Regions from separate parts of the Homo sapiens genome. Here region 2 is linked to region 1. Evidence: read pairs that join two places in POLR2A ChIA-PET (ENCODE). Cell type or tissue: OCI-LY7. All regions are shown on one strand.

Region 1 (4,000 bases):
TTTCTAAAACTTGTAACTGTTGGCTCTTGGGAGTCAACATAGGCCAGTTTCAGCACACCACTGAGTAGGTCTAACAGGATTTGCTGATGTGAGAGATGAGAGAAAGAGACCAAAGATGACTCCAAGATTTGGGCAATTGATAAAATGAAGTTGCCATTTATTTAGATGGGGAAGAATATAATGGGACTAGGTCTGGAGGAAAATATCAGAGATCTCAGTTTGGACATTACAAGTTTGAGAAATCCATTATATCTTTAAACTTTAGACTTCACAAGACATTACTGTTACTGTTTTCTACAATGGATGGTCATTTGGATTACCCACACATTTGCCACTTTATTGCTTTTCATTCTTTCTTGCCTCTCAGACTTTCCATCCAAGATCATTTCCCTTCTGCTCGAAGAATAGAATTTCCTTTAGAGGAAATCAGCTGGTAGCAAACACATTTTTGTTTGTTGTTTTTCTACTTTATTTTTATCATCTGAAAGCATCTGTACTTCACTCTCACTGTTGAAATGTATTTTCACTGAGAAAAGAATTTTAGGTGGGCAGTTATTTTCCTTCAACATATTAAAAATTTGTTTAGGGCGGGTGCAGTGGCTCATGCCTGTAAGCCCAGCACTTTGAGAGGCCAAGGTGGGCAGATCAGCTGAGGTTGGGAGTTCAAGACCAGCCTGGCCAACATGGCGAAACTCCGTCTCTACTAAAAATACAAAATTAGCCGGGCGTGGTGGTACATGCCTGTAATCCCAGCTACTTGGGAGGCTGAGGCAGGAGACTCACTTGAATCTGGGAGGCAGAGGTTGCGGTGAGCCGAGATCACGCCATTGCACTCCAGCCTGGGCAACAAGAGCGAAACTCCATCTCAAACAAACAAACAAACAAAAAACAAACAAAAAATTTTGTTTAAGATAATTTATCTTTAATATTGTTTTTTGTGTTTGGATTTACGCAAGTTTCATAATAATGTGTCTGGATGGGGATATCTGTTTATCCTTTTGGAGATGAATTTGTCTCCTTAAATTTGATATTTGTTTCTTTCATCAGTTCTGGAACATTTTCAGTTGTTATCTGTCTACGCATTGTCTCTGGCAATTACTCTCTCTTGTGTTTCTGAGACCCTAATTAAACATATGTTGGTTCTTCTCACTCTGTCCTCTGTGGCTCTTTACGTTTCTTTTATCATTTCCATTCTATTGTCCCTCTGTGCTAAATTTTGGATAATTTCTTCTGCCTTCTAGTTTGAATTCCCTCTAGCTGTATCTTTCGAGCTTTTATTTGTATTAATCGAATTTGTTATTTCTAGAAGTTTGATTTGGTCTTTTTCTAAATCTAAATCAAATGTTATAATTTCTTATTTACCATAAAATTTTCAAGCATGACTTTTATTTCTCTAAGCACAGTAATCATAATTGTTTTATACTGTGTCTGATAATTATAAAACCTAACGTTTTTACAGTTTAGTTTCTCTTGTCTGTTGTATCTGTGGGTTCTTATGCAAGGTGTCTATTTCTGGTATGTTTGCTTATTTTTGTTTGTTTCCTGCTCATCATACTTGAAAAATAATTTGATGGAATAATTTGAAATCCAAGGAATGAGGGTGACTTTCTTCTAGAGAAGGTTTTTTTTTTTTTTGGCTTTGTTTTTTTTGCTTTGCCAAACACTTGTGGCCAGCGTTGATCTAAAACCACCTTAAATCAAGTGCGAGGAACTGAGTTTCCTTGGACCACAGTGACGAGAATTCTGCCTTCCTGTTGCCAGCCTGGTATAATCTGGGTTCACCTTTACTCCAAGGGTGTTGTCCTTTGTGGTCCTTGCTTATGGAAGGGATGGATGTCTCTCCACTTTCTTCAAACCCTGAGTTTTGATTTCTTTCTTTCTCTCTTTCTCTCTTTCTTTCTTTCTTTCTTTCTTTCTTTCTTTCTTTCTTTCTTTCTCTCTTTCTTCTTTTTTTGAGACAGAGTCTCGCTCTGTTGCCCAGCTGGAGTGCAATGGCGCAGTCTCAGCTCACTGCAGCCTCCACCCCCTGGATTCAAGCGCTCCTCCCACCTCAGCCTCCTGAATAGCTGGGATTACAGGCACCTGCCACCACACCTGACTAATTTTATTTTTAGTAGAGATGGGGTTTTACCACGTTGGCTGGGCTGGTCTTGAACTCCTGAACTCAAGTGATCTGCCCACTTCGGCCTTCCAAAGTGCCAGGATTACAGGCGAGAACCACCACGCCAGCCCAGCTTGAGCATTGATTTCTATCTTCTTTCCCTTGTAGACATCAAAACAATAGTTGAGATTTACTGGGATCAGCAAATACCCTCGGGGCAAACCTTTAGTTTCCATCTCTGAGGTTTCCATTTTTTTCCCTTTAATTTTGTCTGGTTGGTTGTTTCTCTCTTGCTAAGTCTTATTAGCTCTTGTTTCTAAACAAAAAATTTTTTAAAAAATTTATCTGTCAGTTTTACTTGTTTTCAGTGGTAGGCTTGGTCCAAATAACCTTATCCACTATTACTAGAAATTAGGGAATCCCACTGAAAGGTTTTGGGTTGGCGCAAGTGACATGACATGAAATTTTTCATGGTGATGAATATATTTTACATTTGACCGGCATATTTAAAAAATGCTTAGCATCACTAATCATCGGGGAAATGCAAAGTAAAACCACAAGGAGATATCACCTCACACCTATTAGAATGGCTGTTATCAAACACAGACACACACACACACACACACACACACACACACAAAGACACGAGATAACCAAAGTTGGTGAGGATGTGGAAAAAAAGGAACCCTTAGGAATGTAAATTAGTACAACCGTTACAGAAAGCAGCATGGAGATTCCTCAGAAAAACTTAAAAATGGAACAACCACGTGACCCAGCAATCCACTACTGATATATATCCATAGGAAAGGAAATCAGTGTAGTGGCCCCCGCTTATCCATGGGGATACAAGTACTTAATTAAGTACTTGTCATGCACTGTGGCTGTCACTTCTGCGATTTGAGATGTGACAACAAAACTAGCATGAATTTCTTTTTCCTTCTTCACAATTTCATAGATAGAAGCTTCCTTCTTATCATAGCTCTTAGTAATTTCAGCCTACAATATTTTTTCTTTTCTTACTAAGTTGAAAACGTTCACCTTTTCACTTCAAGGAAGCACTCTGTGGTGTCTCTTTGGCATACTTGAATTGTCACCATCACTACTCTTGTGCTCTGGGGCCATCATTAAGTAAAATGAGGGTGACTTGGACACAGGCACTGCTGTACTGAGACAGTTGATCTCATTACTGAGATGGCTACTAAGTAACGTCTACAGTGTGGGTATGCTGGACAAAGGGCGGATTCATATCGCCAGCAGGATGAAGCGGGAGAGTGCAGGATTTCATCATGTTACTCAGAACAGTACACAATTTAAAACTTATGAATTGTCGGCCGGGCGCGGTGGCTCACACCTGTAATCCCAGCACTTTGGGATCCGAGACGGGCGGATCACAAGGTCAGGAGTTCGAGACCAGACTGGCCAATATGGTGAAACCCTGTCTCTACTAAAAATACAAAAATTAGCCTGGCGTGGTGGTGGGCACCTGTAGTCCCAGCTACACAGGAGGCTGAGGCAGGAGAATCACTTAAACCCAGGAGGCGGAGGTTGCAGTGAGCCGAGATCAGCCACTGCACTCCAGCCTGGGGAACAGAGGGAGACTCTATCTCAAAAAAAAAAAAAAAGAATTGTCTATTTCTGTAATTTTCCATTTAATATTTTCAGGCCATTGGTGGTGGTGTGTAACTGAAACCACAGAAAGCAGAACTTTGGATAAGAAGGGGCTACTGTATATCGAAGAGATATCTGCACTCCCATGTACACTGCAGCACTATTCACAATAACCAATGTGGAATCAACCTAAGTATCTATTGATTGACGAACAGATAAAGCAAATGTGCTGTACATACACAGTGGAATATTATTTAGCATTAAAGAAGGAAACCTTGTCATTTGCATGAA
Region 2 (4,000 bases), 350 kb after region 1:
AAATGTGACTCACTATGCCTGGCTATTGGTAAAAATATTATGACTGTTTTTTGGGTTTGTAATATATGTGACACAAAGTTTTGTTTTGTCTTACTGTTTTTTTTTTGTTGGTTTTTTAGAGATAGAGTCTCGCTCTGCCTCCCAGGCTGGAGTGCAGTGATGTGATCATAGCTCACTGCAGTCTCAAACTCCTGGGCTCAAGTGATCCTTCCAGCTCAGCCTCCCAAGTAGCTAGGACCACAGATGTATGGACCATGCCCAGCTAAATTTTTTTTTCTTTTGGGAGAGAGACATGGTCTCACTATGTTGCCCAGGCTTATTTATTTATTTTTTGAGAGAGGGTCTTGCTCTGTTGCGCAGACCAGAGTGCAGTGGGGCAGTCACGGCTCACTGCAGCCTCGACCTCTTGGGCTCAAGCAATCCTTCTGCCTCAGCGTCCCAAGTAGCTGGGAGTAAAGACATGTGCCACCATACCTGGCTAATTTTTTAATTTAGTGTAGAAACTAGGTCTCATTATGTTGCCCAGGCTGGTCTTGAACTCCTGGGTTCAAGCAGTCCTCCTGTCTCGGCCTCTCAAAGTGCTGGCATTACGGATGTGAGCCACCATGCCTGGCCTGTTTTGTTTTTTTTCTACTTTTATTGAGTACTTTTTTGTAAGTTCTTTTTCTTAAGTTAGAATATTTTCTTGAGTATTTTTCAAAAGTATAAGTACATAGGTGATATACTTTTTGAGAATTTTTGTATCTAAAAACTTCTAAGTTCTGAGCTATTTGTGAAATGTAGTTTGAAATTCTAAACTTAAAGGTCATAATCTCCTTTACATTCTGGATGAATAGCATTTTGTCTTTTGGCATTTAGAGATTCAGATGAGAAGTCTAATAATGTCAAGTCTGATTTTCTTTCCTTTGTTGTCAATCTGATTTTTCCTGAAAGTTTGTATGATTTTGTCTTTACCATTGGAATTCAAAAATTTTACCATGTCTGTGTATAGCAGAGATGTCTTTAAAGAAAAGTTCTGCCTGGCATTTGATGATCCCCTTTAATGTAAAGACTCAAGTCCATCAAATTTAAGGAAATGTTCTTATATTGTTTCTTTCATAATCTCTACAAATTCCATTCCTTTTTAGGATTTCTATTTATAGAAATTGAGTTTTCTGGAATTATTTTCATTTCATATACAATTTCCCTCTTAGTGACATATGTTGGCATTTTTGGTTTGGATTCGTGGAGATGTCGTGTCAGTAATCTCTTGTAATTCAGTTATTATGTTTTTCATCAGTGTTTATTCTGTTCTTTCCTCTACTGAAATCTATTTTTGAAGGTAGGGGCTGGAAATTAGAGTCTTCATCTTCGTCGTCGTCATCGCCATCTTCTTCTTTTTTTTCTTCATTATTATCATTATTTTATATATTTATTTTCTTGAGAAGGCGTTTTTCTGTTGTTGCCCAGGATGGAGTGCAATGGCACAATCTTGGCTCACTGCAACCTCCACCTCCCGGGTTCAGGTGATTCTCCTGCCTCAGCCTCCCAAGTAGCTGGGATTACAGGCATTCGCCACCACGCCCAGCTAATTTTGTATTTTTAGTAGAGACAGGATTTCACCATGTTGGTCAAGCTGGTCTCGAACTCCTGACCTCAGGTGATCCACCTGTCTCGGCCTCCCAAAGTGCTAGGATTACAGGCATGAGCCACCACACCCAGCCTGAGTTTTCTTATTATTTTTGAAGCTTTGTTTTCTTCTCACTGTTTTTTTTTTTTTTTTTTTTTGAGATGGAGTCTTGCTTTGTCTCCCAGGCTGGAGTGCAGTGGCATGATCTTGGCTCACTGCAACCTCCGCCTCCAGGGTTCAAGCGATTCTTCTGCCTCAGCCTCCCGAGTAACTGGGACAACAGGCGCACACTACCGTGCCCGGCTAATTTTTTATATTTTTAGTAGAGGCGGTGTTTCACCATATTGGCCAGGCTGGTCTCAAACTCCTGACCTCGTGATCCGCCCATCTCCGAAATCCCAGGTTGCTGGGATTACAGGCCTGAGCCACCGCACCCAGCCCCACTCTTTTTTCATAGTGGTATGTTCATTTGTAGCAATGCTATATCCTTTAAAACTTGCTGAGAGCATGAAGATTTTAAAATAATATGTCCTTTTTCCTACATTAACTTCTAGAGAGTGGGTTGAGAAAGGTCCCATTATTTTTCTTGGCTTCATATTTTCAAACGGTTATTTTCTGTTGAAAAGTAACCAGGTTAACCGGGTGCGGTGGCTCACGGCTGTAATCCTAGCACTTTGTGAGGCTGAGATGGGCAGATCACTTGAGGTCAGGAGTTCGAGACCAATCTGGCCAACATGGTGAAACCCCGTCTCTACTAAAAATACAAAAATTAGCCAGGCATGGTGGCAGGCGCCTGTAATTCCAGCTACTCGGGAGGGTGAGGCAGGAGAATTGCTTGAACCCAGGAGGTGGAGGTTGCAGTAAGTCAAGATCACGCAACTGCACTCCAGGTTTGGGCAACAGAGCGAGACTCTCTCAAAAATAACAAAACTAAACAAAAAAAAGTAACTGGGTTTTTCTTGGCAACCTAGATACTTTTTTTTTCCTTTTAAACTTAAGAAATTTATGGATGTGCATCTTTGTTTTGTGTTTTTGCATGGGATAGTATTGATTATAAAGTCATTGGAGCATCATTTAAAAGCTGGAGTGGTGTTTTTTTTGTTTTTGTTTTTTGTTTTTTTTTTAAGAGATGAGGTCTGTCTGTTGCCCAGGCTGTTCTTGAACTCCTGGTCTCAAGTGATCCTCTTGCCTTGGTCTCTCAAAGTGTTAGGATTATAGGCATGAGCCACTGCACCTGGCCTTGCCGTTTTCTTGAATGGCAATTATATTTGTTTTTATCCTAGTGAAAGTTACAGAAGCTTAGTGTATAAAGATGATATATAAAGAAACTTTTCTTTTTTTCTTTATCTCTTATTTCCTTTTTCTTGTTTTACATTGTAGCTGTTAGGTTTTTTTTTTTTTTGAGACAGAGTCTCACTCTGTCGCCCAGGCTAGAGTGCAGTGGCGCGATCTCAGCTCACTGCAACCTGCACCTCTGGGGTTCACACCATTCTCCTGCCTCAGCCTCCAGAGTAGCTGGGACCACAGGCGCCCACCACCACGCCCAGCTAATTTTTTGTATTTTTAGTAGAGATGGGGTTTCACAGTGTCAGCCAGGATGGTCTCGATCTCCTGACCTCGTGATCCACCCGCCTCGGACTCCCAAAATGCTGGGAATACAGGCGTGAGCCACCGCGCCCGGCCAGCTCTTAGATCTGACGAAGGAGTTTTTTCTGTTGAAACATTAGTAAGGGAGTGTTATCTACTCAGGATTCCATTTCTCCACACTCTGCCCAACTTTGAGGGCTCTTTGCAGAAAATGATTTGAAAATTAGTTGTGGGCCAGACGCTCACGCCTGTAATCCCAGCACTTTGAGAGGTTGAGGCGGGCAGATGACCTGAGGTCAGGAGTTTCACACCAGCCTGGCCACTATGGTGAAACTCCATCTCTACTAAAAATACAAAAAAAAAAAAAAATTAGCAGGGTATGGTGGTAGGCGCCTGTAATCCCAGTTACTTGGGAGGCTGAGGCAAGAGAATCGCTTGAAACCAGAAGGTGGAGGTTGCAATGAGCCGAGATTGCGCCACTGCACTCCAGCAGCCTGGGTAGAAGAGTGAAACTCTGTCACAAAAAAAAAAAAAAAAAAGCCAAGTGTGGTGGTGGGCACCTGTAATTCCAGCTACTTGGGAGGCTGAGGCAGGCGACTCACTTGAACCCAGGAGGTGGAGGTTGCAGTCAGCTGAGGTCGTGCCATTGCACTTCAGCCTGGGCAACAAGAGCAAAACTCGAAACTCCGTCTCCAGATAAATAAATAAATAAAATTAGTTGCCAAAAAATTGTAAATTCTGCTGTGTCTTTGCATTTCATAGCTACCATTTCATTGTTTCAATTACTTTGTTGCTGGTCTTTCT

Evidence for each region. ChIA-PET counts read pairs that join two places held together with the same protein. Peaks named below come from ENCODE experiments on the same cell type or tissue, not always from the same donor. Only the 100,000 strongest peaks of a DNase experiment are listed, where the experiment ranks them.
Region 2: POLR2A ChIA-PET joins it to region 1 with 15 read pairs; 2 of 35 experiments call an interaction of 5 or more read pairs at or near these places.

What each region holds. Positions count from the first base shown.
Region 1 is chr1:203,457,145-203,461,144 of GRCh38, forward strand. No RefSeq gene overlaps it. Among named protein-coding and RNA genes, the nearest start is that of PRELP, 17 kb to the right of the region's middle. In OCI-LY7, no CTCF peak of the experiment used is centred here; no DNase peak of the experiment used is centred here; H3K27ac peaks cover 267 bases.
Region 2 is chr1:203,807,427-203,811,426 of GRCh38, forward strand. The region is part of intron 1 of ZBED6 (zinc finger BED-type containing 6); the gene reads left to right. All of the region lies in intron 2 of ZC3H11A (zinc finger CCCH-type containing 11A), which reads left to right. Among named protein-coding and RNA genes, the nearest start is that of ZC3H11A, 14 kb to the left of the region's middle. In OCI-LY7, no CTCF peak of the experiment used is centred here; no DNase peak of the experiment used is centred here; H3K27ac peaks cover 432 bases.